2 separate regions of the Homo sapiens genome follow, and region 2 is linked to region 1. A link is a loop called in an ENCODE intact Hi-C map of the cell type or tissue named here. Cell type or tissue: mammary epithelial cell. All regions are shown on one strand. Links, peaks and the distances in the headings refer to the core of each region. The heading gives the core; the rest is flanking DNA.

What was found. A loop is a pair of places that touch in the nucleus more often than their neighbours do. Peaks named below come from ENCODE experiments on the same cell type or tissue, not always from the same donor. Only the 100,000 strongest peaks of a DNase experiment are listed, where the experiment ranks them.
Region 2: it touches region 1 in a loop (8-fold over the local background); 4 of 110 quality-filtered maps call a loop at or near these places.

Annotation. Positions count from the first base shown.
Region 1 is chr4:146,909,430-146,925,547 of GRCh38, reverse strand. The region is part of intron 4 of TTC29 (tetratricopeptide repeat domain 29); the gene reads left to right. Among named protein-coding and RNA genes, the nearest start is that of TTC29-AS1, 17 kb to the left of the region's middle. In mammary epithelial cell, for the core only: a CTCF peak has its summit at 8,876; no DNase peak of the experiment used is centred there.
Region 2 is chr4:145,207,016-145,223,133 of GRCh38, reverse strand. No RefSeq gene overlaps it. Among named protein-coding and RNA genes, the nearest start is that of OTUD4, 34 kb to the right of the region's middle. RefSeq lists an enhancer at 4,532-4,621. In mammary epithelial cell, for the core only: a CTCF peak has its summit at 6,398; no DNase peak of the experiment used is centred there.

The DNA of each region.
Region 1 (16,118 bases), core at 3,913-11,912:
CAAAGGATAATAAATTCTTACCATGATAAGGAAGGAGAGAAAACAAATTAGAGATCTCAAAATTTCAGAAAGCAGTTGAAATATTACTATGGAAAAAAATGATATTTTATAATGATAAAAGGAGTTGGCTCATCAAGAGGACATAAGCCTAAATGTTTGTGCTTCTGATAGTAGAACTTCAAAAAAACATTAAACCAAAACTGATAGAAAGAAGAGGAGAAGTAGAAAAACCCATAATTTTTGTTGGAGATTCCAACATCACTCTTTCAATAGCTGGTAGAAAAACCAGTAGGAATATAGAAGCCTTGGACAATGCCTTTAATCACCTTAAGTAATTGACACTTACAGAATATTCCACCAAACAACAGTAGAATACATTATGTTCAACTGTGCATGGAGGATTTATCAAAGTAGATTATAGTCTGGGCCATAAAACAAATTTTAACATGTTTAAACAATTTAAATCCTTCCAACTGTGTTCTCCTACAGGAATGAAATTAAGTTAAAAATGATAGCAGAAAGAGTTTTGGAAAATCTTCCCGAATTGGGAAGCAAGACAACATACTTCTAAATAACCCCTGAATCAAAGAAGAAATCACAAGTCAAATTAGAAAATATTTTAACTGAATGAAAAAGAAAACACAGCATGTCAAAATTTGTGGGATACAGCTAAAGCAGTGCTTAAAAGGAAATTTATAGCATTAAAATGCTTGTATTAGAAAAATATAAATATCCAAAATTAATTTTCTAAGTTTTCATTTTCAAAAACTGGAAAAAGAAAGCAAATTAAACTCAAAGTTAGTAGAGAAAAAGGAATAGTAAAATAAGGGCAGAAAGCAACCAAAAAACCCATGAAACTAATGCTGGTTCTTTGAAAAAAAATTGATCAACCATTCGTCAAACTGATCAGAGAAAAAATAGAAGACACAGTTTACCAATTTGGGAAATGAAAAGGGACATATTACTACAGATTACACAGATATTAAAGTGTTACTAGGAGATAAACTTTATGCTGATAAACTCAACGACTTAGATGAAATGGCTAAATTTCTCAAAAGACACTGCCAAAGTTCACTTACATAGAAACAGATAACAGAAGAGATTTATATTTATTAAAGACATTAAATCTATAGTTAAAAAAACTTCCTACAAAGAAAATTCCAGCCCCATGTGGCTCCACTAATGAATTCTACCTAACATTAGGGGAAGAAATAATGACAAACTCAACACGAACTCTTCAAGAAAATAGAAAAGGAAGAAACAGTTCTCAACTAATTCTCTGGCAAATAATATGATTAAGCAGCTGAAAGATCTTCATGACAATGTTAATATAAACCTATCACATGTATTAATTAGGGTTAAGGAGATGATCAGGAAACTGAGATTTAAGTGTATTAAGTATATTCTTAAGTGCAGAAAAGTAATATAGCACATGCTATATATATGTTATTTGTTGAATATAAAATATTAATCTAAAAAAATAAAACCAGTAATATTTGCAAATCAGTTGTCCTAAAAACTTTACCCTGAATTGAAATGTTCCTTTTATTAAATGCCAAATTTTCATGTGTGTATGCATATACCTATACACATACATGTACATATATATTCTGTTATATTGATTTATTTGCCTTTTCTTATATTAATGCCACTAATCTTTTTATCAATATAGTTGAAATGCATTCTTATATTTGGCAGACAGTCCCTTTTGTTCCAAATGAGAAAGTTTTTCTTGTATATTCACTGTTTTATATGAATTTTAGAATTATCTTGTCAAGAGTTGGGGAAATATCATTAAGCTTTTATTGGGATTGTGTTAAGTTCATATGTTATTTTAGGAGAACTGACATTATTAAAATACTGAGTCCCACATTAACAAGGACCTTTCATTTCAATGATGTTACATAATAGCATTGACAGCGGCGTCTCTTCACATTCCTGGCTTCAGTGAAGACTATTCTAATGTATCCCAAAGAGAAAGCCCTTTGCCATAGGTTTTTTAATAGATACACGTTACCAAGATAAAGAAACTTTTTTTTAGTTTCTATTTTTCTTAATCATGTGTGAGTGTTGAACCTTGTGAAATAATTTTCTAGCACCTACTAGATTATTTAAAGTTACTAGATTTTCTATTTTGAACTATTCTTCCAATTCTGAGATAAACTCTACTTACGATGGTTTCGATTTATTGACTTCTCTGTGTGTTAGTGTGCACGCGCGTGTGTGATTTTTGTATCTAAATAATAATGATATTGAGCTACGATTTTAATTTTCTTATGCTACAGTTTAAGGTTTTGTAAAATTGGCTAAAGAATTTTTATCTTATTCAATTAAAAGTGAGGGCAAATTAAAAATTTTTTCAGATAATGCAAGGACCTAGAAACATCTCTTCCTCTGCAGTCTTTCTGGGCCCTCCCCCAGTGAAAGAAATTACAATGGTTACTTGTATTTTGTAAAATTGACTAAATAATTTTTTATCCGTTTCAATGCTCTAGCACATTTTGGATGAAATGGGAATTTCTTAGTATTGAAAATTTGGTAGAACTCCCATGTAAAACAGAATAGTTTCTCTCCTTTGGTGAGAGTAGGGGTCAGGGGAAAAGGGGTAGGTAGGTCTTGTAACTGGTCTTCTAAATCTTCTCCAGCTATTGTTATTTTAAAAAATAAGTGCCTATTTATGTAAAATTTTATATTTACTGCAATAAAGTTTAACATGATATTTTCTAATAATGTTAAAGCCTCTTCTATATTTCTTGAAATATTCTCTGTATCTTGGAGGGAGTGTAAAGATAATGATGGCTAATAATACGGGGTCTAGGGTTGGACTGCCTCTGTTGATGAACCAGCTCCATCACTCACAGGTGTGTGTGATCTTCAGCATGTTAATTAAACTCTTTGTGCTATAGTTTCCTCATCTGTACAATGGAGATTAAAATGATAGCACCTATCTCATTAAAAATGTTGTCAGGTTTAAATAGGCTAATTACATGTAAAGTATTGAAAACAGCACCTGGCACATCATTAAGCATATAGTAAGAGTTAGCTGTTACTATAATTATAATTAGAAGCTTTTTCCGTTCGTGCTACTATGTTTAGTGACTATCTGTTTTTGTTTTTCTTGGTTATATTTGCACAGATATCTTTTTCTTTTCACATAACCAGTTCTTTCATTTTATGTGTCAACTTTTTGGTCTCTCTTTTATCATTTTATTAACTTACTGTTAATATTTTCTTCTCAGATTTTTATTTAGTATTATTTCATAATATTTGTTTTGTTAGGGTTTTTTTTTATCATCCTGAGTTGAAAGCTAGCTTCTTCACTAGTATGAGTTGCTCCTGTTTTTTAGAAAATGCACTTAAATCTATAGCCTTCTTTTTAAATACGGTGATAACTTCTTCTTTCTTTCAATTCTAAATATGTGAAAATTTCCATAGTGGTTCTGCATTTAAGCAAAAAATAAATTTGAAGTGTATTTCTAAATTTGCAGTGAGTAGTTTTTGGTGTTTTCTTTCTTTCTTTTTTTTTTTTTTTTTTGTAGGGGATCCAGGATTGGGAAGTAAATCTTTACTCATGCTTAGTAAGTGTGTCATGGATGTATATCCATGGATGTGTACTAAATGTATCAATTTACAAAATTCCTGGTGTGACCAGTACATGGTCAGGTTTTATAAATATTTCTTTTTTTGACGAATAAGTATATATTCTGTATTTGTTTGATAGATAATTATATAAAAATCTCTCAGAATCTAAATATTAGTGTGAGGCTGTTATTTCAATCAAGCTAGGCAATTACTGTTGAAATACTTCTCCCTCTACTTTATCTGTAAGTTTCTGAAAAAAATTAAAATCGATGTCTTCTCATTATTCTGTTAATTTTATGTATTTTTAAGCTATATTATTAGGTGCATTGTTTCCCACCTGCTATATTTTTCAGTAAATTGATCTGTTTATAATAATATCTGATATTATTATGCTCCTTTAATTTTTTTCTGCCTGAATTCTATTTTGTTTAATACTAATAATATTATACAAGCTTTCTTTTTGTTGGTATTTGCATTATTATATGGTAATACAAAAGAAAAATATTCTTGTTCTCCGCCTACTAATCTATTTTATACTTTTTTAAAAAAGTTTAAATCCAAGGCTCTTTTATTTCATCTTCTTGCAAATACTTTCTTTTGTTCTTGCAATGTTCTTATTGATATACTTTTGTATGTACTAATTCCATATTCTTAGTTATAACTAGTAATTTTCTAAATGTTTAGATAGGTGCAATAAAATTAATATGATATTCAGGAAAACAAGATCTTTATATACAAGATCTTTTATATATACACAGATGTTTTCTAGCCAAAGCATTTTATTATGTTCTGGAAGTTTATCATATACATATAGTCTGTGAAAACTCCTGGCTTCACTGTTCATGTGCGCAGCGCACACTTACTTTGCAACGGTAATTAAAGAGCACATAATATGAAAGATTTATTTACATGACTTACAGTTCGGTAGTTATCTTTTAAGCATTCAAGTTTGATAGGGAAATGTATTCTAATTTTATTTTTAGATAAGGGGAAAATCAAAATATGTTGAGTCAAATGAGGAACTATTTCTATAATAGAAACTTAAAAACCCAAAGAAGAAATGAGATCAACTGCTGCTCTTAAGTAGTCAGAACTTGACATTTCTCTTAAGGTATTTCTCACCCAAGACATATAGAATATATATAATTTCTCACCCAAGACATACAGATTTCTCACCCAAGACATATAGAATATTTATATCTAAAAATATAGAACTGGAGTCATCTTAAGAATCATTTGGTTTCTTTTTAAAAATTTTATCAAAAAAGGGGCTCAAGAGAGTGTAGTTAATGGAGTACCAATGATTGATTTGTAAAAGATAAGTTTTATAAGTGTATATACTTTTTTCTCATGACAAAATATCATTACTTCACTAGAAGACATGCCATAGTAAGAGAAATACACATGCAGTTTTTGTTATTTACCCCTACACTATCTTCCATTACATTACTGAAAAGAGCATGAATAATGTTTTGTTTTCATTTTTAATTTATGTGATTTTTTTCCCTTTGTATTTTAAACGTTATATTTCTCTTAAAAACTTGTCATGTTTACAACTCAATGTATACTATTTTTCTTGCCATTATTTTTAATATGTTTAAAGTATTATAGGGAAATATATGTTTAGAGGGGGCAACATTAGAATATATATGACGAACCTATAGGTGTAAAGAATTGATTGTTTTACCTTTCTCAGAGAAAGCTCCTCATGTAGTTGTTTAGTATGAAAGGTTTTTTCTTGAAAAGGTTAAAAAAGTTCTAATCAACTTTTGTACATTATGTAGAACTTCATTTTCTAAACTCTGCAAAAGAAAGTTTCATATTTAATGGGGAATCATGAATTATTCCATTTATTATCTACTTCCTCCTTTCAAAGACATGATCTGGATAAAAGGCGGGGTGAATAATTTCAAAAAATACAATACATTTTTAATGGGAAGGTGCAAACTACAGATTCTCATGACTATTAGCAAGTGTAGAGGAAACAGAATTTTACTTGCAAAACTTGTCAAATTCTTGCAAAGATAAAATGTATGACATACTTTAGTAAAAAAAAATGCAGTGAGCTGAAGTTTTCTTTATAATGCAACTTGTTTTTACTAAGTTTGTTCTTTATATTCTCCAGCTTTTCATTTTTAATAAAAGTTTGATATTTCCCTGAATGTATATGGGAAGTTGATAGTTCTTTTATTTATAATGCTGTGTAGAAAACTAAAAGAAAATTTTAAATGATGTTATTTGAGAAAAAGTTTTCCAAACAATAAAATTTCAAAAAATGTGGAGGGTATCATAGAATTATGTTTCAAAAAACAGAGTGTCAGTGTGAAGATGGGTGGTTTTAAAAAGAAGAACACAACAGAGTGAATATCATATTCTATGGAGTTTTTTGTTAATAGAAATTATAAATACAAATTTAGACAAAAATGATCATTTGATGAGTGAGTATGATGATATTTACATGTATATTTAGTCCACTCTTTGTAGTCCTGTGATATGAAGCTCATTTTTTGTTTCCCTCCTCTTTTCCTCATGTTTCTTCTTGTTATATTAGGACACATAATACACCAGAATTGTATTACTTATTTGAATTTATTTTGTATCATTATAACTCAATTTAAAAGCTAAGATTATTTCCAGGGTTTATTTTTCAGCTTAGGTTTAACTGGTTTTTCTATAGTAGAGAAGTACAGTGTAATCTGAAAGAAAAGAACAAGAATCCATATGATTTGCTGCAGTTAGCCAAAGGTGTTTGGAGTCGTGTTGTAATCCTGGCTTGAAAATACTGTCCCTGAAAAATTCTCCTTTAACACTCATTTAATATCTTTCCATGTGGAATCTTTGGCTTAAAATTTTTCTACACAAATTATTTTGTATAAAGTTTGAATTTCTCAAAGGAGTTTGGAAGTAATAAGACTTTTATCAAAATTGCATATGTAATTAACCTCATATAAGGAGCTTTTCTTCCAATCCTTTTTTACCAGACTACTAGAGAAGTTTTCATTAAAGGCAGTTACTTTTTGTGAGATCAACAAATGTTTCTAAAACAAACAGTATTTTTTTAAGTCTTAAAAATGTGTATGTTTGAGGTTTTTCGATAAAGAAAATGAATGATGCTGAAGTGCTGTGCGACAGCTACCGTGGGTAACTATTTTGGTAATACTTTCTATTGTCTGATGAATAGTTTATCCATTCCTGGTTGATAACAATTACTGTACTTGAAATATTTGATTAAATGGGAATCACTTGAATAAATAACTTTGAGCAAGTGGGCACATAAAAAATGCCTTTATGTTATTAAGGAAATTATCTAAAGTTATTGTAAAGATTATAGTCCTGTACTATTTGCTAAATAAGCATGCTTTCCTCTGATATTTGTTAATAATCATCAATGAAAATATAGTTTGGTTTATAAACATTTGTTGATCTCACAAAAAGTGACTGCCTTTAATGCAAAACATCAGTTCTATCAAAATAGAATCTGTGAAATAATTTCTGTCCCATTCTACACAAATATTTCATAACTTCTAAAATATAATCACCCATGTTGAAATGAATTCTTATCAGGCTATTGAGAGAATCTTTACTGATCAAATTTTTAGATATTTTTATTATTCGTTGAGTTATATTAGTGATAGTACTATTTACAAAATGCCAGAGGATAAACTTTATTCCTTAATTATTACTAGTTTTTTTCTTAAAAAATAAAGGTTGAACTTAGGTTAGTTTTTTCAAAATAGCATTTTTCAATTTGTATATATACTTTTAAAATGTTGAAATTCTGACTATGCTTTTCTTTATTATTAATAGATAAAAAATCCAAAAATACAAAGCAAAACTTGCATATGTAACAGTTTCGTCTAAAGTTCAAATTAGTAAACGCGTAACTGTTTTGATAATCACATAAAAATTCTATTCCATAAAATGTTCTGGGGGGCAGATTTTATTTATGTATTTAAAATTGTTAAATTGGCCTATCTACCTAAATTGAGTCTAAATCAAAACTGAAACAGAATGCTATATTAATATTTATATTCTGACTTTTTGGTAATATTTTTATATTGCTTAATTTTTTCAGTTCATATAATAAAAGATGAAATCATTTATTTGGATAGCAATTCTAAGAAATTTTTAGAAAAATTATAAATTAATATATTGCATTAGACAATCTCTTTGGAATGAAGCTAAAATGTTATGTGACTCTTTACAAGGAGAATTTTATATAATTTTTATATATAATTTTATATAAATTGTGTATCATATAATTTAATATAAGTAATATAATATAAAATTTATATAATGCATAATTTTATATAAATATATAATATATAATTTATATAATATCTAATTATATATTATAAATAATATATAATGTATATAATATCTAATTGCATTTTATAAAAATTACATATAAATTATATAAATTTTACAGCAATATATAAAATATATAATGGTAAAATATAAGCATATCACAATATTTATACTTTCAAATTATATTTTTAATCTCTCAAAGTGAATATGGTCTATAAATTCTGCAAAAAAATCAAGATCATTATAATGGCTGTGATATTTAAATTATATGATTAGTCATAACATAATATTATAAAAAGAGCTTTTTAATTAAAATATGTTAAATTATAATACATTGAAATGATTGTATTGTGTTCATTATATGTTCAATATTCTTTAAGGAGGTTCTGAAATGTTTAGAGGACATTAATAACAATGTTCATTTTAATGATGAATTCTAGTTGTAATGACTATAATGAAAAATTCTTCTGATCCAAGTATAATAAATTCTACTTTTTGAGATGTTAACATGTAATAATTAAATTAAATCATATAGAAAATAAGCAGTAGTCATATTATTTATGATTGGTGGATGTATGAGATACAAAATGATTTGTTTTAGAGAATCCATCATAATTTAAAAGTGCTTTATATATATATTTTATTTGGATTAATAAAAATTTCTCATTAAATATGTGAATGTTTAAGTATAAAATATTTTTCTAATTTTTCCAAAAATAAGAATTGGATGCTTTGAAAACTGTTAATCTATGGTATGCCACCTGCCCTATTTACATTTTTAACAGTTGAATATTTGTTAACTGATCTCATAGACAGCTACATGTTTTGCTGTTACCAGATGGATGAGATAGAATACCATGCATAACTTTACATTTATCTTCTTTGTCAACTTATTTGCATATCAATTAAAATAATATCTGTATTAGGATGGATAGTGAAAGTTACCAAATTTACATGATGTAACTGCAGTTTGCTAAATTTCCAGTAGATGCCCCCAGAGACCAGTCAACTCATTGGAAATCATGTAAATTTAAAGACCTTTTTATATTGAAACTTCTTTCTTGCTATATTTTGAAGTGCATGGAAAATAAATTAAGAATTCTAAAAATCTTAACTCACTAATCTTTCTTACAAAATACATATATGGCTGTTGGTAGCCCAATTCTTAATCATTGCTAATCAATACTATGACTAATAATTGTGAACAACCTAAGCATTAAGAAAAATGCTTTCAGTTTTCATTATAATTCTATATGGCTTTAAAGTAAAAAGTCATTTTAAACACTCTCAAATTTTTTGTCTTTTTAACTTCTCTCTCTTTATACATTTATATGGCTAGGAAAATGCTATATTGTTATTTTAGCTTTTGGGAAAAAATAGCATTTTTACCAAAAACTATAAAACATAAACAACTCATATAATTTTTATCAGTTAGTAGGTGTATGTCAAGAAATGACTTTTTAAATTCTGATTACGATATACATAATATCTATCTACACCGAAAAAGATAGGTAAGAATAGTGATTCACTTTATTCCAAGGAAATTATATTAACTGAAGCTATTTAAGTATTAATTTAAGTCAATGTAATTATCCCGTAGGTGATTCCAGTAACATTTATCCCTACCATATGAATGTAAAACTGTTATAACTGACACATGGATAACCCACTCGTGACTTATAAATATTAACTTAATGAAATAAAAGTATTATCCTGACTTTTGATTAGATGTTACATATCTTTTGATTTTATCTTTGTCAGATTAAATGAAAATTTTATGATCTTGTTTTAAAGTACGGTTTTTTTATTGAACCGCTTTTGAAATATTTCACTGACTGTAAAGCTTCATCTTGATTCCATAATTCAGTTTATCCTATGAAAAAAATATGTTAAATATATCAGTCATATAATTGAATATACAATAATGCCTTTGATTTTAAAAATTCACCTAATAACTTATACAAAGACCTACTTAGGTGGTTTTATATTACTTGTTAGATTTATTAGTTTAGGTGCAGAGAAAGTAAAATAAATTGTAATTTCTATTCATTGCATCTATTCATCTTTTTTATATTTATAGAAGTATATGCTTTTTATCCTTTTAAATGTTTGTCTTTGTCAGTGTTTTTCCCGTTAGAGTTTACACCCTTGAGTGGGAACCATATCCATTTAATTTGCTCTTCCTGGATGCTGCTGGCTGTCTGCTCTCTCCTTTTAAAGAGAAGGATTTTCTGGGGGAGTCACAAAATGATACTGATCTCTGTCTCCAACCCAACCTAAACATGGATTGCCATGGATAAAGAGAATGGCTTACCAATTGAAAGATTGCATCATAATTGTCAAATAACATCAAATTCCTAATCAATGCAATAAATAAAACATTGTGTGGAGGAGGAGAAGAAGAAAAAGCAACAATACATGATATAATAGGAGGCAATGTAGGGAAATGGGAAGAATTCAGAATTTGCAACCAGAGGGAGCTGGGTGTGAATTCCAACTCTGCCATTTACTATTAATAACTTGTATGGCTTTGGGCAATTCACAACCTCACTGAAGACAGGTTTTTTAATTTGTAAAAATTGAAGTAGTTCTTTATACAGTTATTGTGCCAGTTAGAAATGATGTCTACACAGTGCCTGACACATTGTGGGTGTTCTATAAATAGTAGCTATTCAAAATAGTTTAAGGCAGAATTTTAAAACACTATAATATCTCCATGGCTGTTTAGCAGTAAATTCTCCATTTCCCAGCATCTCTATATATTCACCTGCTGTGGAGTTATGCCATATTGTTCAGCTCTGCTTTCTGTCAGTCTCTAGATTTTTTAAATCTCTGCATTTTTTTAGGGAGATGTTGATGTGAATTCAAAACAATTAACAACATCTCCATTGAATGAATAATGCCCTTAAATGGCAATAAAACCCATATGAAATGCTTGACTACTTAATTTCATTCTCAAATGCATTCTCAAGCTGCATCCCTTATCTCGTTGCAGCCCCAAGTATCTGCAGTGGCAAAGATCTTCCTCAGGATACATTCAGCATGTCCACGAATGTGACAACTTTTGCTTCTGTGAATGGCACGTTTTTTTCCTGTCAGATGAACTCTCCTCATATTTCCTAATATTAAATCTCTCCATAAATTTTACCAGCATTCTCTATTTTCATCCAGTATCATGGCATCAGTTCAAGAAGATTTTTCTTTTTCTGATGCTTAAAAACAGCATCTGTTAATTTAGACTAATATTCATAAAAGTTTTTTAATGTGTAAATGAAACCAAAGCCTAAAAAGTTTATGGCCAAATGAAATAATGATTAAGCGAATAAATCTGAGTTTTGTTTATATTTCTATTTGTGTTTAAAACAATTCTCTTTCATACAGCAAGTGAACTTGGGCTATGGTTCTCTGTTATGAAATTTAAAACCTGAGAAATTCAAATCTAATGGTAGAGATTGACATTCCTTTTTTTTAGATAGCCGATTTATTTTAATAAAAGAAGATTTTCTGGTTAAAAGAAATAATTTGCAATAACTATGAAGGTTTAGATAGGAACCTATTTATTAAACCACTATAATTGTCTTTTCTTGCTCTCAAATATTAGCAATGAGGCTTAAACAGTAGCATATTTGTATGCATAGGTATGTGCGCATGTGTGTAAAAAATAGAGATGATACCAGCATAGTTCTATATGCATATTTAAATACATTTCTATTTGTAACATCATCTGTAAAGAATGATCTTTTTTAAAAATGTACTAGAAATTTTAAAAATTGATATCAGTTATATATCACAGATGTTTGAAGCTGAAAGGCATTGTGGAAATGATTGTCCAACCCCTTCTGAATCACTTAGTGTTCTTTGGTCACAGACAGCAGAAATGGATTCTGACTAAATCAAGTGGAAATGATTTTATTGAAAGGTTATGGTGGAATTTAGAGGAGAACCCAGATCAGAAGAAAAAGACCAGACCCAGCCCTCTCAAATGGACGTAGTTAGCAGGAACTACGAGAGAATCTTGTCAAGATTCTTCCAGATTGATTGAGCACCAGCAACCTCCTACACCTTTATGTTGCTTGCCTCTGGTTTCAGAATTTTGGGAGAGAGACCAGTTGGCCTAATTTGGGTCAATAACCCACTCCTTGGCTAGGGAGTCCCTGAATTTCCATGCCACCAAGACTACACACAACGTGGGATTGGTTATTTCTGAAATACTTTTAGAATGTGCCTCCTGTGGACGTGGAGCTAGATGCTGGGTGGACCAAATCCAGCAAAAGCACCTTCATCTTCCAGGTGGGGAAAATGAGGCCCAGAGTGATTTTTCTGGATTTCTGACCCTGTTGTGATTAGAACTGAGACAGCCTTCTAACTGCCCTATCTAGCATTTATTTGTATCATTTATGGTCAATTTTAATTTTTATCTATTTATAATTTTCTTCATTTTGGCCCCCAAATGTTTTCTTCACTCCTAGGAAGATCGGCTGGCCGCCAGTGCATACACATACAAAGGTGGCATTGCTTGTGTGAGCAAGATTACAACCCCTTGTCCTCTCAGGCCTCCTATGTCACCCCCCAAACTGCCTTCTAGGGTAACACGTGGAGGTCCCCTCAGGCTCCTGAAACTCCAGTTATCTGAACCTTAACTCATTATCTTTCCCCAAACCTGTTCATCCTTTCGTGTTCCCCTCTTCAGCAAATTACTAATTACCCATTACCCAATCCCAAAACCTGGTTGTTATCCTTGCTCCTCCCTTTCCTTCACCCTTGATATCCTTTGAATCACCAAGTAACCCATATTTTTGTCTCCTTAAAATGTTTTGAAATCACCTACTTCTCTCTATCCTTCCAGCTTTACCCTGGTTCCACCCCCAGCACCTCTCCTTTCCACAACCACCAGTCTCCCATCTGTTCTTCCTGCTCCCGGTTTTACCCTCCTCCCCTCCCTTCTCTTGGATCAGGTGTGAATTTCTGACTCACAGACTCGAGAATGCTAAATTGAAAGTCTTTATTTTTTTATAACTTAATTTTAATTCCTGGCCCTGAGCCTTGATCCTCCCTAGTGTAAAAATCCAATCTTGTCACTCTCAGGTAAAGTCAGTCCAATTCGGCAGTTTCTCAGGTTGTTCAAGATTCTAAAACTTCTTCCCCTCACCCTATTTTCCTACACGGAAACAGCAGCGCACTACTCGGGGCTTCAGGGGAGTAGAGTTACTAGATTTAGCAAATAGAAATACAGACCATACAGTTCAGTCTGAGTTTCAAAAACAAGAAATTTTTTTTTAGAATAAGTATGTTCTGTGCAATATTTGGGGAATACTGCTAATAAAAAAATCATTCATTGTTTATCTGATGTTAAAATGTACCTGGGCATCCTACATTTTATCTGGTAACCCCCTGGGGTAACAACATTTATTTTCAGATCTTGACCTGGAACAAGCTTGTCCAACCCAGTGCCCGTGGGCCACATGCGGCCCAGGATGGCTTTGAATGTGGCCCAACACAAATTCATAAACTTTCTTAAAAAGGCTATGAGATTTTTTTGTGATTTTTTTTTTAGCTTATCAGCTATTGTTAGTGTTAGTGAATTTTATGTGTGGCCCAAGGCAATTCTTCTTCCAATGTGGCCCAGAGAAGCCAAAAGACTGGACACCTCTGACTTCTAGGACTTTGTAATTGTCACTGCATTTGTCTGGCCAGTATCCATTCCTTCCTCCATCTTTGCAGACATAGCTCTAGTTTTGCTTGGGGGCAGCAACATGCCCAAGAGCAGGCAGGGTATTTGTTTTTCCAGACTCCTTGCACCAAGGTGAGGAGTGGGGCTGTGACAGGGTTCTGGCCAATAAACAAGTGGAAATCCGCTAGTGGTTGCAGGAATGTTTCATTTTTCCCTAAAATAAGGGATGCCAGTGCCAACCCACTTTCCCTTTTCTTCCTGTCTTGAAAGTAGACCTAATGTCTGAAGCTGTAGCAGCCCTGTAGCAACCAGTAAGGGACCAGAAGGAGGGAAAGTCAAGATAACCCCAGAGACATGGTCTTGAACTTGCCAGGCTACTGAACCAAGGCCCTCAGCTGCCTGCCTTTAGGCAAGAAAATTAGAAACCTCCATTTTTCACAGCACTGTGAGACAAGTTTCTTTTACTTATAGCTGAATGCATTCCTAGCTTATGAAGTCCTTTACATGTGTCCATCTCTGATGTACTTGATCCGTCTTTGTTCTATGAGCTCTGGAAATATGCTGACCTGAACCCTTCAGGAGCTCCCCAGTATGCTCATTTCAGTTTTAGCTGTGTCTTCCTTCAGTCCCCAGTGGGCAGCCCATGAGCAGTCATTAGGATACATCTCCTTGCTATGGCCAGATGACATTGTGACAGACTTATCAGCCCTCTCCTCCCAGTAAATTCTGGGCCACACATGATGCCCACTGGAATATTAAGTCCCTTCTCCTATACCATTCATGGGCTGTGGGCAATTACAGGGTTGGTTCTGGTCCTCTTCTGCCTAGAAGTGCTATGCAGGGACTTTTGCTGCCTTTGCATGCCCTTGCGTATAGGGAGGTGGGGAGAGGGATGTTGGTAATCCTCCCTGCCTTCAATAACCCTAGATGGGAAGCAGGATATGAGTGTTTTCTACTCTTGGCTCTCACTGCATTTCACAGGATGTTGACTTTTCTACTCTCTGAGCCCCTCCATTTGACTGGAGTGAGAAAGAGAAAGAGAACATGGCCCTCCAAGCATCTCACTGCCTTTCTCCATACTTTTCTCCTCTATCGATCGCAATTGGAGGACAGGAATAAGTAACAAGCACTATTCCTTTTCTCTTCCCCATTTCAAATATATCTTATTCTCATACTAAATGTTGGCATTTGATCTTTTGACCTAGGATCCATGTGGTCTCTTTATTCTCTTTACGAACTAGTTCTGTAACAACCTGACTGCCATATAGGGGAAGGTTGCGGTTCAGCTGGGACACTTCTTCCAGATGACTTTTGTAAAATGCAGTCTCGTCATGTCAGTTCCCTGACTCTGATCTCCAATAGCTCTACCTCCCTCCCAGCTTGGAGTCCAAACTTCTCACTGTTGTTTTTACCGTAAGATCTCTTCATGATCTGGTCCCTGCCTTTTTTTCTAAACTTCCTGTCTCACCACTCTCCTGCTTGCCACTCCTCATTTGTTTGTTCTCTACCTAAGTTGATCCAATGGATAAGAAATCCTTGGTAGATGCAAGTCTAGTCACTTTGTTTTGTTTTGTTATTTGTTTGTTTTTTTGAACTCTGTAGGTGAATCTAATGCATAATGAGGAATTGAGAAGCAGCAGTGAGATTTCACATTTCCCAGAGTATTCTCACATACCTAATTTCATTTGGTTCCTAGAGGAATCCCATGATGTAGGTAGCATATACTAATATACACAGCTTAGAGATGAGAAGACTGGAGACCCAGGGAGGTGAGGCAAAACTGGACTCAATCTTGGTGGTCTGGGCTGTTTCCACTCCACGGTGAATTTTTGTTGCCAGTAGTATCACATCATGTCGTTTGTCCTATTTTTTTTTAAAGAATATAATATAATTAGTATAAAGCTATATCTTTTGGTATCTAATTGTTCTTTTAATGGAATAATAGCCACTACACAGCTATTATCTCACAATTCTGTTTATTTCCTTTCTAGAAATTTTCGTGATTTGAAATTATTTCTCATTTGCTTACTTATTTGTTAGTCATGTTCTGCCCCTAGAATGTAAGCGTCACAAGGGTATGGAATCTATTTGGTCTAGAACAGCGCCTGGCACTTAGTAGGAAACTCAGCACCTATTTGTCGCTTGACTAAATGGAATATTCATTTGTCACTTTATCTTTTTGCATTTGATTATTGAAGTGAGAATATAATTATTAATCATTAACTTAATTCTAACTGAAAGTAATTAAAAAATATATAGTTAGTAATAGATTTCAATAAATATTTTCTGCATGAATGAAAGAATGATGAACTTCTGTAACATACAGTGAAACTACTAATATAGAGAGAATATTGTTTTGATATTAAATGGCAAGTTTTATTTTTGCTTGACTTGTTGAGGTTTTTTTTGGTGGGAGGCTGATATATCAAGTATTTTTTAATATTCATCAGTCAACTAGCTTATTTGTCCTTATCAAATGGAGCTCAGCTCTGGAACTGATATGTTTATAATGTAATTTCATTAAAATTACTGTGTTTAGATAGCTCCTGGCATCTTT
Region 2 (16,118 bases), core at 3,178-11,177, 1.7 Mb after region 1:
AGGTACCCTGGAAATTAAAGTATTTTAAAAAAATGTATCTAAGTAGACACTTTAAAAATATGCAGTTTATTATAATATTTTCTGTTATATAATTATATATTATAATTGCTTTATTGAAGTATTACCTCGGTTTAAAAAATAGAGATAACAAAAGACACACAATGTTGCAATTTGCTTTTAGGCAACTTATATGTTTTTTCTAATGTAAAGTAGGTGACAGGCACAATTAAGGTCAGTCTTACTAAACAAAATGCTCAGGGATAAAAAGAAACTCCCTCGTTGTTCAACAAATGAACATATTACTAGATTATCTTTCTTTTCATATTTCCATAGTGTTATCTACAAAGTTTCTGAAAGATAACCATTGACTTAAGATGGTAAAAATTGATATTATAAATTTAAAAATGAGTTATTGTGTAAGTTTTGTTATCCTTTTCAAGTATTTCTTTAAATTTTTTTTTTTAGTTTATACATGTAGGGGGTAAAAGTATAGGTATTTTACATGTGCATAACGTGTAGTGGTAAAGTAGGGGCTTTTAGTGTACACATCAGCCAAATAGTGAACGCTGTACTAAATAGGTAATTTTTCTCCCCTCACTCCCCTTTCGCCCTCCCACCTTTTAGAGTCTCCAGTGTCTATTATTTCAGTCTGTATGTCCCTGTGTGTCTATTGCTTAGTTCTCACTTGTAAGAAAGGACATGCAGTATTTCTGTTTCCGGGTTATTTCACTTAGGATAATAGCCTCCAGTCCCATCCTTGTTACTGCAAAAGACATGATTTTATTCTTTTCTATGGTTGAGTAGTGTTCATACATATATATCACATTTTCTTTATCCATTCCTCTGTTGATGGAGACTTAAGTTGATTCCATGTCTTTGCTGTTGTGAATAGTGCTGCAATAAACATATGAGTACCGGTATCTTTTTGGTACAATGATTTATTTTTCTTTGGGTGTATACCCAATAATGAGATTGCTAGATAGAATGTTAGTTCTATATTGAGTTCTTTGAGAAATCTGCATACAGTTTTGTATAACAGTTGTACTAATTTACATTCTAACAGTGTACAAGCATTCCCTTTTCTTTCTTTCTTTCTTTCTTTCTTTCTTTCTTTCTTTCTTTCTTTCTTTCTTTCTTTCTTTCTTTCTTTTTCTTTCTTTCTTGCTTTATTTTGAGACAGTCTGTCTCTGTCACCCAGGCTGGAGTGCAGAGACACGATCTTGGCTCAGTACAACCTTTGCCTCCCTGGTACAAGCAATTCTTGTGCCTCAGCCTCCCAAGTAGCTGAGATTACAGGCGTGTGCCACCATGCCTGCCAGGCTGGTCTCGAACACCTGCCCCCAAGTGATCCACCCGTGGCCTCCCAGAGTGCTGGGATTACAGGTGTGAGCCACTGTGCCCGGCCACCTTTTCTTCACATCCTCACTAACATCTGTTGTTTTTTGACTTTTTAAATATAGCCATTCTGACTGGTATGAGATGGTATTTCACTGTGGTTTTAATTTGCATTTCTCTAATGATTAGTGATGTTAAGCATTTTTTCATATGTTTGTTGGTCACTTATATGTCTTCCTTTGGAAAATGTCTGTTCATGTCCTTTGCCCACTTTTTAATAGGATTATTTTTTTTTCTTGTTGAGTTGTTTGAATTCCTTATAGATTCTGGATATTAGCCCTTATGGATGCATTGTTTGCAAAAAATTTTTTCCCATTCGTAGGTTGTCTGTTATTCAGTTGCTTTTATTTATTTATCTACTTATTTAGTTACTGCTGTGCAGAAGTTTTTTAGTTTAGTTCGTTCCATTTGTCTTTTGAGGACTTAGTCATAAATTTTTGCCTAGGCCAGCATCCAAAAGAGTTTCTCTTCTAGGATTTCTATAGTTTCAGGTATTGGATTTAAGTCTTTAATTGATCTTAAGTTTTATATATGGTGAGAGATAGCAGTCCAGTTTCATTCTTCTGCATATGGCTCTCCAATTTTCCCAGCACCATTTCTTGAATAGAGTGTCCTTTATCCAGTGTAAATTTTGTTGACTTTGTCAAAGATCAGTTGTTTTTAGGTATGTGCCTTTATTTCTGGGTTCTCTATTCTGTTCCACTGATCTATGTGTCTATTTTTATACCAGTCCCATGCTGTTTCAGTTACTATACTCCTGTATAATTTGAAGTTAGCTAATGTAATGCCTTCAGCTTTGTTGTTTTTGCTTAGGGTTGCTTTGGCTATTTGGCTCTTTTTTGGTGTCATGTGATTTTTACAATTGCTTTTTTCTAATTCTGTGAAAAATGACATTGATAATTTGATAGGGACTTTATTAAATCTGTAGATTGCTTTGGGCTTTTTGATCATTTTAACAATATTGATTCTCCTAATCCATGAGCATGGGATATTTTTCCATTTGTTTGTGTCATCTACGATTTCTTTCATCAGTGTTTTGTAGTTCTCCTTATGGAGATCTTTCACCTCCTTGGTTAAATATATTCCTAGGTATTTCATTATTATTTTTAGCTATTATAAATGGAATTGCCTTCTTGATTTGGTCCTCAGCCAAATTGGTATTGGTGTATAGAAATGCTAGTGTTTCTGTACATTAATTTTGTATCCTGAAACTTGACTAAATTTATTTATCAAATCCAAGAGTTTGTGGTGGTATCTTTAGGGTTTTCTAGATATAAAATCATATCATCAGTGAACAGGAATAATTTGACTTTCTCTCTTCCAGTTTGGATGCGTTTTATTTCTTTATCTTGCCTGATTGCTCTGGCGAAGACTTCCAGTAGTATGTTGAATAAGAGTGGTGAAAGTGGGCATTCTTGACTTGTTCCAGTTCTTAGAGGAAGTGCTTTCGACTTTTTCTTATTAAGTGTGATTTTGGCTGTGGGTTTGTCATAAACAGCCTTTCTTATGTTCAGGTATGGTACTTTTATGCCTAGTTTGTCAAGGATTTTTATCATGAAGGTATGCTGAATTTTATCTTTTAAAATTCATTTATCTAATGCGTTTTCTGTGTCTATGGAGATGATCATATGGTTTTTGTCCAAATTCTGTTTATATGATGTATCATATTTATTGATTCCTTTTCAAATATTTAAAAATCTCTAATTGGTTTAATGCAATTTCTGTCTTAGTATTATTTAAAGGGGAAATGGTTATTGATATATTTTTTAAATGCTAATAATTTCAGTGCCCATATTTCAAAGTCAAACAGATCTCAATTTGGATCATCACTTTAATCATAGGTAGAGTCTCCTCTACCTATGATCAATAAAAAAGAAAAAAACGATTCCTATTTTTTAGGGTTTTCATGAAGAGTAAATGTGGTAATTCATATAATACACTCAACAAATGTTAGTTCCCGCTTGTTCTTCATAAGCATATTTTTCTAGTCCAGTAAATAATCTTCTATATAAATCATAGAATGACAAGTGGGATAGTTTCTGGGAACCTTAGAGGGTCTGATGAGGCCTCCCTGGGAATCTTAGAGGGTCCGACGAGGCCTCAAATTTGAGATAGGTGGCATAAGGGCCCACACATTCAAAGAGAGAAATTAGACACATTCCTTTCAAGGTAGCCACACTGGTCCAGCAACCAGTGCCCACCAAAAGCCTAGCAATTCATTTGATAGCAGATTTCTTTCATGGAATCTGAAGGGTAGAGAATCACTGCAGATACACAGACCCAAGGTACAACCAGATCACAATGCAGTGTACAGTAAGAGTTCTTACAGAAACGTGACACGTGTCCCCTGAAATTTGGGAGCACAGAAGCTGGTGCCTGGATGAGCCTGAACACAGGAGGATGTCTTGAGCTGCCAGCAACATCAGGGCCAGCATGCAAAACAGCAGAGGGCCCACAGTCTTACATAGCTGTAAATATTCTGAGTTCCAATTGAACTAGTAACTTCTCATAGCAAAATAGGAATTGCTTTCATGAACCAAAGACAAACATATATATATACCTACAAAATGGAAAAGGAGTTTAAGGTTTTATTATACTTTTCATATTGATGAAACATTGTTTATGTAATTCAAACATATATGGATAAAAATATGTTAAACATGTTACTGCTATCAAACCATGAATCCTTAAGTGGCTGTAGCTGGAGGCAGAAATATTTGAATATGTTATTCAATTCTTTGGAATAAAATTGTGCTCATTTCAGCAGCATATATACTAAACACTGGAATAAAATTATATTTGAAGGTGGGGTACTTACTTCCCTTTATTATAAATAGTATTTGTTCTGTATACAAGTATAGGTAAATAAAACCACAGAGAGTAATATCATTGAACTAATAAACTATTAGTTTAGTTGAATCACATACTTTCTATGATCAAAAGCTATTATCTTTTCCCAAAACAGTTAAATACTTCTAGTGCCTTGGGATAGACTGTTACATAAATCAGCCAAAGATAGCCTCTGTATATTAGCCTCAAAGTTGGTTGTTTCTCCACTGCAGGCTGAGACCCATTAGCTCAAAAGCCCACTGACACCAAACTTAAATTTTTACACATCCAGTTATTTTAAAAATAGCCTGACCAAGAAAAGTTTAGCTGCTTAGAGCCTGTCTGCTTTGCATACCCCGCAAAATCTCACCCAGCAGCTGTTACCTATTCATAAGACAGGGCCGTGTAGTTATAAGGCCTCAAGCCAAGCTGGGCTCTCTGACCCAGAGACTCTATGTAAGCTTCCTCTCCAATCTCTCTCTCCCTTGTCCTCCTCCCTCACCAGTAAGGCTGTGAGGGACTTCTCCTCTCATGCAACCCTGGCCAAGCACCAACAAACTTGTCACTGCCTCTCTTGTGGACATCCTGTTCCTTGATCAGCCCCATATCCCTCGACCCCCTACATAGACTAATTACAAATTCAGTGAAAAATTATAAGATGCTGCTGATTATGGTTAAGATATAACTATAGAAAAGAAAAAATTTGTGAACTGCATCTAAAATTCATTAATTGTAATCTGAGACTATTAAGAAAAGTTGTGAAATTTTATATGGATTCAAAAGATGTCAATCTGGGATAGGCAAAGAAATATGTCTCAAACTTAAAAAAATTCTTCCTATTTCCACATGCATTCAATAGGAATGGACCATCATCTTGATTCTCTCATTTACTAGTTGTGGGAATTTAAACAAGTTTTTCTTTTTGAAGAAAACTCTCTCTGAACTTCCAGTTCTGTTCCAATAAAATGGAATTAGTCGTGCTTATTTGCAATGTTATTGTGGGTTACTGTGAATATTATTTGAGATAACAAGTGTAAGTCACCTGCCACATAATGGGTTTTCAAAGTTCGTTAGCTCTCTACCCTAGACATGATAACAACACGTTTTCTTGAAAAGAAAAACTATCACTAACATATATAGGAAGTATTTCATTGATCTTTACAAACAGTATTTTCAGGAGTAATTTATTAAAGAAAAAGCTAACATTCAAAAGGCAGAGATGGCTCAAGTCACTCGCCTGTGAATAAGGCTATTCTTACTGTTCCCTGTCCTTGCCTTAAAAGAAGTTTTTATAAAACAAGTGAGTTGAAGAGTTTCCTTCCTGCTTTCAGCACTACTGTGGTTTCATTTGGAAGACAATGTGGTCTAGTGGGAAGACAGAACAAGGATCTTGGAGCCAGCTGATTCCAACACAGTGTAGAGGAGGCTAGCCACAAAGTCACCAACCTGAGACCCCAGGCAAATCCCTTGACCCCCCAAGCCCCAGTCAAACCCATGACAACCAAGTAAAATGTGCTAAAATCTGACTCTCTTTTCCTGAAAGGAAGGCATCTTTTAAAGGAACCAAAGTGCCTTGAGAATTTTTTTAATAGTGTCTTTCAGAAACATGAATTCTGAATGAAGTAGCAAAAAAGTGATAATATGAATGATAATATGTATGATTCCAAATACCGGAATCCATACAGATGGCAATTTCTCCACATCCTTTATTGCTAAATATTTGGCTTAAGCTTCCATTATGCCAACCATGGTAAATGCTGATGTCTGAAGTGTTGATTCAGAAAAATAGGTATAAGGGATTTCTTACATACATGAAAGAACTCCCTTTCAATCCAAACTTTTACAAAATTTGGGCCAAACAATAGTCTCCATTTTGCTTAGAACCTCACATTGAACTTCAGAACATTTTTAAGATTTTTGTTCTAAAAGTATCTAATCCAAGGCAAAGAACTGGAGAATATTTGTTGTAGAAAAAAAAAGGAAGACATCATTTAGTCAACATGTAGTTGCATAATGAAAGAGGTCTCAGGATGCCTAGCTTCTATATTAATTTATATTTCATTCTAGACCTCAAATAACATTTGGATCAGCTTTTAAATCCATCAAGCTGTCAAAACATACATACACACATCCAATAAGCAAAAATCTCTGTAACACATGCCCAAGGATCTAATGCCACCTAAAGGCAACTGTAGCTAATTGCAAAAACAAAACAAAACAAAAAAAGGATATATGACAAGATATTAAAACTTTTCTCCCTGGATATAAACATAAATGATATGTTCTTAGCTTAATACATTCCTATGTTGCTTACAGACAATACCTACTAAAGTGAGTGACAAATTTAGCATAATCAATTTTAAAATACAAATAGCTACTCAGGGGCAAAATCTGTGTGTTTGTGTGTGTATGTGTTCAGTATTACAATAAATCAAATAAATACAATTAAAACTAGGGTAGAGTCTTTTTAAAATTCAATGCTGAATAGCCAAAAGGTGAAAGCAACCCCAGTCTCCATTGAAAGATGAATGGAAAAACAAAATGTGCTATATACATACAATGAAATATTATTCAACCCTAAAAAGGAAGGAAATTCTGACAGATGCCATAACGTGGATAAACCTTGAAGGCAATTAATTAAATAAACCCATCACAAAAGGAGAGATGTGATTCCACCCATATGAGGTACCTAGAGTAGTTAAATTCATACAGACAGAAAGTAGAAGGGTGTTGCCTGTGGTCGTGGGGAGAAGAGAAAGTTAGTGTTTCATGTGGACAGAGTTTCAGTTTAGGAAGAGGAAAAAGTTCTGGAGATGCATGGTGATGATGGTTGCACAACAATGTGAATACACTTAATGTCACAGAACTGTACACTTAAAAATGGCTAAAATGGTAAACATTATGTTACCATATGTTTATGGTATATTTTACCACAATAAAAAAATTCAGTGCTGATATGAGAAGGATGAGATGCACTAACATATTGCTAATAGAAGTAAAAAGTGATGCAACCTTTCTGCAAAATGTGACAATTATGGAGCAAGAAAATTTTAAATGCTTATATCATTTGATTAATTAATTCTATACCTAGGACTCTAGCCAAAATATATATATAACAGAGATACATTCAAAGAATTATGTCCTAGGATGATCATCAAAGTCTTATTTATAACAGAAAAAAATAGGCCGGGTGTGGTGGCTCCCGCCTGTAATCCCAGCACTTTGGGAGGTAGAGATGGGTGGATCATGAGGTTAGGAGTTCAAGACCAGCCTGGCCAAGATGGTGGAACCCCATCTCTACTTAAAATACAAAAAAAAAAAAAAATTAGCAAGGTGTGGTGGCGGGTGCCTGTAATCCCAGCTACTCAGGAGGCTGAGACAGGAGAATTGCTTGAACCCGGGAGGCAGAGATTGCAGTGAGCCAAGATCGTGCCATTGCACTCCAGCCTGGAGGACAGAGCGAGACTCTGCCTCAAAAAAAAAAAAAAAACAGAAAAATAGAAAACAATCTACAAATTTTGTAACAGGAGACTATAAAACTAAATTGTAGAAAAGCCATATGGAATTGTTACAATTACAACCATATTTATAAAGAATAGTTAATGACATGCAGCATTAAATGGAAAAAGGAGATTTTTGTGTATTTTATCAATATTCTCTAAGTATTTCTCATGGCTAATTGGAATAAGTGTGTACATATATTTAACAATTTGTAACGTGAGGAAAGAGTTGAATTAACTTGCTCTTTGAAATATATCAGGAGGTTATTTTACTAAACTAAAGCCTCAGAACAACCCATGATCACATTATACTAATAGCCAAAACTATATTCTGTTTTAATTTAATGAGAAATCTGTTGAGAATGTTTAAGAATTTTTAAGGGTTATATTGAGATATAATTATCTTTTATTTTACAAAAAAAAATTGAATTTATTCAAAATTCACATCATATCTACCACTGTAAGAATCCATTGTGAGTGGAAATGTAATAGGCCCTTAACAGATTAAATACAATTTATTTAAAACCATCAACTCTCTCCAGCTACGCTTAGACTTCATTTGAACTTAAATGACATGATACAACTTTTAGATGAACAGAATGCTTGTTCTGTCACAACAAATAAAATAAGCATTTGTCTCTATGCCAAAGATAATGCTTTAAAACGTTGATTGCAAGCCAGATGCACACCTATAATCCCAGCTACTTGGGAGGCTGAGGCAAGAGGGAGGATCACTTGAGCCCAAGTGTTCAAAGCTGTTCTGTGCCATTATCACACCTGTGAATAGTCACCGCACTGCAGCCTAGGCAACACAGTGAGACTTTGTCTCTAAAAGCAAATAATTATAATAAAATAAGTGTTGATGGTTTTATTCAATCCAGTAACATTTACCAGTATGATATAGGTATTAGAGCTATAGAAGTGATGGCAACAGGAGGAAGCCAAATGCCCAGGCAGATAGGGGTGGGTCCCCAGTGAAACCACCTTCAAGCCAGAAACAGCCTGAAGGCTGAAAGACCAGACTGCTGGTTACAAATGAAATCCACAACCCAGAGAACTTCTATTTCTGTTTGCCTGCCCTTTCCCAATTGATTCTTTCTGAATAGTGCATTTTAACCAATCAAATATTGCCTTTCCCAATACTACCTATGGCCTGCACCTCCCCATTCTGATCCCATAAAAGCCCTGGACTCAGCCATATACAGGGCACTTTCCTGTCTTAAGGTAGGAGGACAACCCCCACATCTCCTCACCCCTGAAAGCTATTTCAACACTCAAGAAAACTCCCCGCCTTGCTCACTTTTCAGTTGTCAACATATTCTCATTCTTCCTGGATGTGAGACAAGAACTCGGGAACTGATGTGCAAGCAAGACTTGGCCCAGACGGGCCAAGTGAGCAGGCCATCTCCTGCAGCAGGTAGCATGCCCTGAGCAAGGCCCAGGCAGGGGCATCACCAGCCAGAGGTCCTTGACTGGCAAAGGGACTGAGAAAAATCCTGCATCAGGAGTTAACACAACAGACAAAAATCCCTACTTTTACAGGATTTACAATCTAGTGAGGAAGAGAGAAAATAAAGGAAATAGATAAGTAAAACAAAAAGTATGTTAGATTATGATAAGTGCTTTGGAAAAAGATAAAACAGAGTAAAAGAATACAGAGTACTAGAGGGGAGTAAGTAATGTGATGAGGAAAAGTGACCTTTGAGGAGGCATGAGAAAATCGAGGGATGTGTGTGTGTTAGCCCATTCTTGCATTGCTATAAAGAAATACCTGATGCTGGGTGCTTTATAACGAAAAGAGGTATAACTGGTCACAGTTCTGCAGGCTTTACCGGAAGCATGGTGCTGGCATCTGCTTCTAGTGAGGCCTCAGGAAGCTTATAATTGTGGCAGAAGGTGACCAGGAGTAAGGCATGTCACATGAAGAGAACAAGAGAGTCATGGGGGGAAGTACCACACTCTTTCAAACAACCAGACCTCACATGAACTCAGAGTGAGAACTCACTCATCACCAAGGAGATGGTGTTAAGCCATTCATGAGGGAATCACCCCAGTAACCCAAACACCTCCAACCTGGCCCCATCTCCAATACTGGGGATTACATTTCAACATGAGATTTGGGAAGACCAATATTCAAACCACTTCACTGGAGATATTTGGGTAAAGGGCGAAGGCATTTCAGGCACACAAAAAGGAGCCTAGTGTGCCTGGGGCAGAATGCACAAGGGAAAGAACAGGGGGTCAGAGAGGTGGGGAGAGCAGGAAATCATGTAGAGCCTCTCGTAGATCATCATTAGGATTTTGGCTTTTGTTCTACAAGACTGTCCATGAAGCCTGGAAATGTAAATAATTATGTTATTTTATTTTTTACAGATTGAAGATGTCCTGGATAGTGTTATATATATGAGCCTATGTTTTCAGACTTTATGAACACCTTGAAATGAGATAGAAAGTCATTTGGAGGGACAACTGAATGACACACTTCTGGTAGGTCCAAATGTTATCCTTCCACAGGTTAGCCTAGGATGTTCCCATCGTGAAGGCAGAGGAACCAGACAGTGAGTGGAAATGTGCAAGCACTTTTTCAAGCCCCTGGTTGAAAAACATCCCATTGGTCATATCAAATCACATGGCTGAGACCAGAACAAAATCCCAAGGCAGATCATCTCATCCAGAATGGGAGGGTATTACAAAGTTAAAAGGGCATGGATATGGGGAGGGGTGAAGCACTGGGCCCAATAATGAACACAACTCCCTGAGGGAGGGAGCTGCTGTAGGAAATTCTTATTTCTCAGCCAGATGAGAGCCTAAGAACCTACACTAGAGAACACCAATGCTAGAATCTGATCCACAGTTCCTGTGTAAACCATGGTTCTCAAAGGTCAATAGACCACTGGGAGGAAGGACAATATATTAGGTCTAGCAGCCAAGGAGAAGATGAATACTCAGAAGAATCCCTTATTAAAAGAGAGTGACTGGAAGAGAGTTAAAAGTATAATAAGAACTCTTAAAAGAGTTTCATGAATAGCATGAATGAACTAGGAACTCAGCGTCTCAATTAAAAGAGATGTTTAAAGTTGAAATTCAGGTTACTGGCCTGAAGTTCAAGTGAAAGAGATCTTGAAGCAAAGAACAAAATTACAAAGAGATGAAAATCATTAGGGAAATGATAAAGGATTTGAAGGATAGATCCAGAAGATCCAACATGTGAGTAATAGGCAATCCACAGGGGAATAAAATGAAATAATGGAAAAAAGAAAATAATTAAACATAGAAGAAGAAAATTACCTTGAGCTGAAGAAACATACGCATCTGCAGACTGTAAGGGCTCACTGAATTCCAGATGGTTTTAACAAGAAAACACACATTGCTGGGCACGCTCTTGTAAACTTAAAACTTCAAGAATGATGAAAAACTCATAAAAACTTCGAGGCAGAAAAAAAATTTACTCATAAAGGAAGAAAGACAATCTGTCATTTGACTTCAAATCTACAATGTTAGAAGCTAGAAATTAGTAGAGGCCAGGCGCAGTGGCTCACGCCTGTAATCCCAGCACTTTGGGAGGCCGAGGCGGGTGGAACACGAGGTCAGGAGATCGAGACCATCCTGGCTAACACAGTGAAACCCCGTCTCTACTAAAAATACAAAAAATTAGCCTGGCGTGGTGGGGGGCACCTGTAGTCCCAGCTACTAGGGGAGGCTGAGACAGGAGAATAGCGTGAACCTGGGAGGCAGAGCTTGCAGTGAGCCGAGATCGCGCCACTGCACTCCAGCCTGGGCGACAGAGTGAGACTCTGTCTCAAATAAAAATTTTAAAAAAATTTAAAAAAAAGAAATTAGTACAATAACATCTACCCATTACTGTGAGGAAAGGGCTGACATGCTACTTTACATAGACAAAGAACAAAAACAAAACAAAACAATTGGCTAACCAGGAAATAAAGTTATATGCAGGAACACAGATAATATATTACCCTTGTATTTGATCTGAGAACAATGCTTGAAAAATAACTCTAACCAAGCAATACACAAATCAGACAAGAAGCCCTATGAGTGTTGAGCAAACAAGGAAAAATGACCACACAGCACACATATAGTTGCATTCATAGGAGAAGATTCACAGAAACAGAAATCTTAGGAATGTAGATTGTCCCATTTTCCATACATTCTGGGGCAGCACAGAGACTTCTGGCTGTGTCAGTCTGTGGGGGAAGGACCCCAACCCTTGGGCTATGAGGCCTTTTTGCTGCTCATTATTAAGGAAGCAATAGCCCCCTACTCCAAACCCCCATCCCCCATGAGGTATCATCAGAGCCTGCAACACAACAGCAATATGACAGAGCAGAAACACAGATCTAGCTCTGTTCTTCCAGTTCAGCACTATCCTCTCATCTTCTGGTATGAAATGAGTAGAGGCTGGAGTCCAAGCCTGGAAGCTATGTGATATGGTGAGTTGGTTGCCTAACTCAATACCTTAACATTCACAGTTAGGGGAGCACCAATCCATTCCCTGACATCATTAGGATGGGGGAGCTTAGGTCCAATACTTACCATTGGCCATTGTCTTATGCACTGAGCAATAATCAATTTCCATAAAACTTTTCAGGAAGCCAACTCATTTTCTAAACAGCATCCTGCAAGGGGATCAATCTTGTACAAGTTGACCCTTATCTCTTAGTGCCTCCTCCTGCAACTCTGATCCCCGGGTTTGCCTGGGGACTTCACTCTGTCGGCACTCTGTTTCAACCACAGGGCCAGTGAGGCTGGTCACTGACTTTGTAGGTTGCACTATAGATAATTAGGAATGACCAAGGGTGAACCCTAGAGTACTCTGTACCCCAGAGCACAGATAATATGTACTCAAAACAGACAGAAGAGGCCATTTGTGAGAACAGCCTGTGAGGCACACATTATCCAGTCTGGAATGTAAAACAAGACCAGCATACATTGCTTTAGTCCAGGGATACAGTAAAGGTTGAACAGAACCTGGGACTTTGCTGGCATACCTCCTTCAATGACAGGGTATCCCATGTTTACTAGGGAGAGGAAGAGCCATCCTGTGTGACTTGATCACCAATCTTTCCTATCTTTCATCTGTCATTGCTTACAGACCCAGAAATAGAGTCAGATCACAGCATGCTGTGGGGGAGAATTGCAATCTGATCCAGGTGCAGATAGCCTATATACCAAAAGAATTGTCAAATCTTGCCAATTTTCATCAGAATGAGCCCAGGTAAAATGTTTAAAGATAGTTTCTTTTTTTTTTTTTTTTTTTTGAGATGGAGTTTCGTTCTTGTTGCCCAGGCTGGAGTGCAATGGCGCAATCTCAGCTCACTGTAACCTCCACCTCCCAGGTTCAAGCAGTTCTCCTGCCTCAGCCTCCCACGTAGGCGGGATTACGGGCATGTGCCACCACGCCCGGCTAATTTTGTATTTTTAGTAAAGACAGGGTTTCACCATGTTGGCCAGGCTGGTTTCAAACTCCTGACCTCAGGTGATCCACTGGCCTCGGCCTCCCAAAGTGCTGGGATTACAGGCATGAGCCACCATGCCTAGCCTAAAGATAGTTTTTAGGGTGCTAGACCAAAGAGAATGGAATTTAACACTGAATCAAGCCAAATTTATCTAAGGGTGCACTTATTCAGTATATAAGATTTGGGGTACGTAAGTGGGAAATGGCTTAGCAGTGTCCTTGGTTGATTGGCTTAAACTTGTATTCAGTAGAGGCCTACCTTCAATGAAGTTAACATACCAGAACTTCCCTTCAAAATGTGGAAGAAGAAATTTTAAAAGCTTAGGGGTACGAGAATGTTGGAGTAGATTAATTCTATGAAACTCACTCGCCCTTTCCCTATTTTCCTTATTTGCTACTTCACTGAGAAAATGCATTAGCAAAAGGTGCACCAGCATCTTGGAAAAACCTGGTGGTGGCTGTTCTTTGTTGACTGGGTAGGATGCTGGAAGATGCTGCCATTGGGATGAGCTCCACAACTTGAGTGGGAATAATTGGATCCTGGCATGACCTAGGCCAGGTGAAAGCTCTTAACTATCAGAAACAAACTGGATGCAATTACCAGAATGAGCAGCAACAGGTACACAGTGACAATGAGAGTATTTTGACACCAAGGGATCTGTGGTGGTGGCTAACTGAACAAAGTGTTCTTAGGAATGAAATAGATGGCAGCATACTAACACATTTGATCTATACCATCAGAAATATTCTAGAAGTGAGGAGCTGAAACCTTACCTGATCACTGCAAAAGGAATTCATAGCCTCTCACATTTCCCAGATCTAAGCCAATTCGACAGCTTGGGACCCTTTGAAAGGGAGAGTGGGGTTTTTTTTCTTTTTTTCTTTTCTTTGTTGAAACGGAATTTTGCTCTTGTCACTCAGGCTGGAGTGCAATGGCACGATCTTGGCTCTCTGCAACCTCTGCCTCCTGGGTTCAAGCAATTCTCCTGTCTCAGCCTCCCAAGTAGCTAGGATTACAGGCACCGGCCAACATGCCCGGCTAATTTTTGTATTTTTAGTACAGATGGGGTTTCACTATGTTGGCCTGGCTAGTCTCGAACTCCGGACCTCAGGTGATCCACCTGCCTTGGCCTCCTGAAGTGCTGGGATTACAGGTGTGAGTCACCGTGCCCAGCCAGGAGTATGGGTTTTATCAGGAAGGATCTGAAAACACTGCCTGCTTGTACTAGAAATCGTCCTTCAAACCTACCCCGTGAGATCTGCAGTCCTTTACCAGGATGACTGTGCACTGGGAAAAGACAAGTATCCAAATTTGGGGGAATTCATAGATTTGAGTTGATGCTAATCAAATTTGAGTTGATGCTAATCCCTGGGAAAAATCACTGTGATCCATCATTCATTCAGAATGGGGGCTTATAGAGGTCAGGGGGTTAATGGAGTTTGGGGCTGAGACTATGTCACAGTGGGCCCAGTGGGCTCGCAGCCCCATCCTGTGGTTATATCCTCTGTCTCTGGATATATCTCTGGATAGTTGAGGTAGACATACCTAGCAACTGCAGAATCTCACATGCAACTACTCATAACTCAGAGTACAGTGGAGAGGGGAGCAAAAAGAAGATATTCGGTACAGCCTCTTTTCTCACCCATCGTGGTACTTGATTGCATACAAAGTGACCATAGCAGTAGGGATAGAGTCAATCATAACAGGGACTTCAATAACAGAGACTTCCCTTAACAAGGCTGATCTGACTATAGCCACTGCTGGGTGCCCAACCAGCCAACAGCAGAGGCCAACACTGAGTCACTGATAGGGCACATTTCCCAGAGGAGACCAGCCAGCTGTTTTGTGGTAGGTAGACAATAGTGAGCTCCTTCCATCACAGAAGGAGCAAATTAAGCACTTACTGAGGATATGCATTGGTCCTCAATGCCTGCAATAAATCTCCCAATACCATCTATGGGTTCACAGGAGGCCTTATTCAGTAGCATGGTATTCCTTACAATATGACTTCTGGAAACCATTTTACAAAAAAAAAAAAAAAAAAGTACAATTGTTCATTGCTCATGGAGTTCACTGGTCTTACTACCTAAATTATCAGCCAGAAGCAGCTGGCCTAATAGAATGGAAGAATAGCTTACTAAGAAGCCAGTTATGTCATCTGCCAGAAGACAACATTCTATGATGTAGGGGTGCAGTATAACTCTGATCCAGCTCTCTACTTATGATGTGTTATTTCTCTCATAGCCATAATACATGGGATAGTCCAAGTGATAGAAATGGGAGTGGCCTCTCTCCCTGTTAAGCCTAGCCCTTTCTCAGAGGTTTTGCCTCTCATTCTCACCCTTGGGCTTTGCTAGTTTACAGGACTTAGTTCCCAAAGAGGAATATTGTCACCAGAGAATCCAACACAAGTCCCATCAAATTGGAAGCTGAGACTCACCAACAAGTAGAGAAGGAAGTTGCTGTAGAGACTGGAAAAATTGATCTGATTAACACAAGAAAACTGGGTGGCTGGTGCATGGTGCAGGTAGGGAGGATCATGTCTAGAACCCCAGGGATTCTCTAGGATATCTCATTACTTCTATGTCCAGTGTAAAGCCACCCAATAAAATCTGAACTTCTATGGACTAAGATCCTTCAATATAAAGGTCTTAGTCACCCAATCAGGTACAGAATCCCAACAAATCCAGGTGCTATATTAGGACAAAGCAATCATGAAATGGGTGGTGGAAGAAGGAAGTAATAAATATCACTCTTGACCCTGTAATCAGTTACAGAAATATGGATCATAGCAGCTATGCACATACACGCACACAATATTTCATATGTGCCAGTTTTTTTTTCTTTCAGATTTTCTTACCATTATCTTCCCTCTTATGTTGAATGAGAATTGGTAGTGACTAATTTTACAATTTAGTTC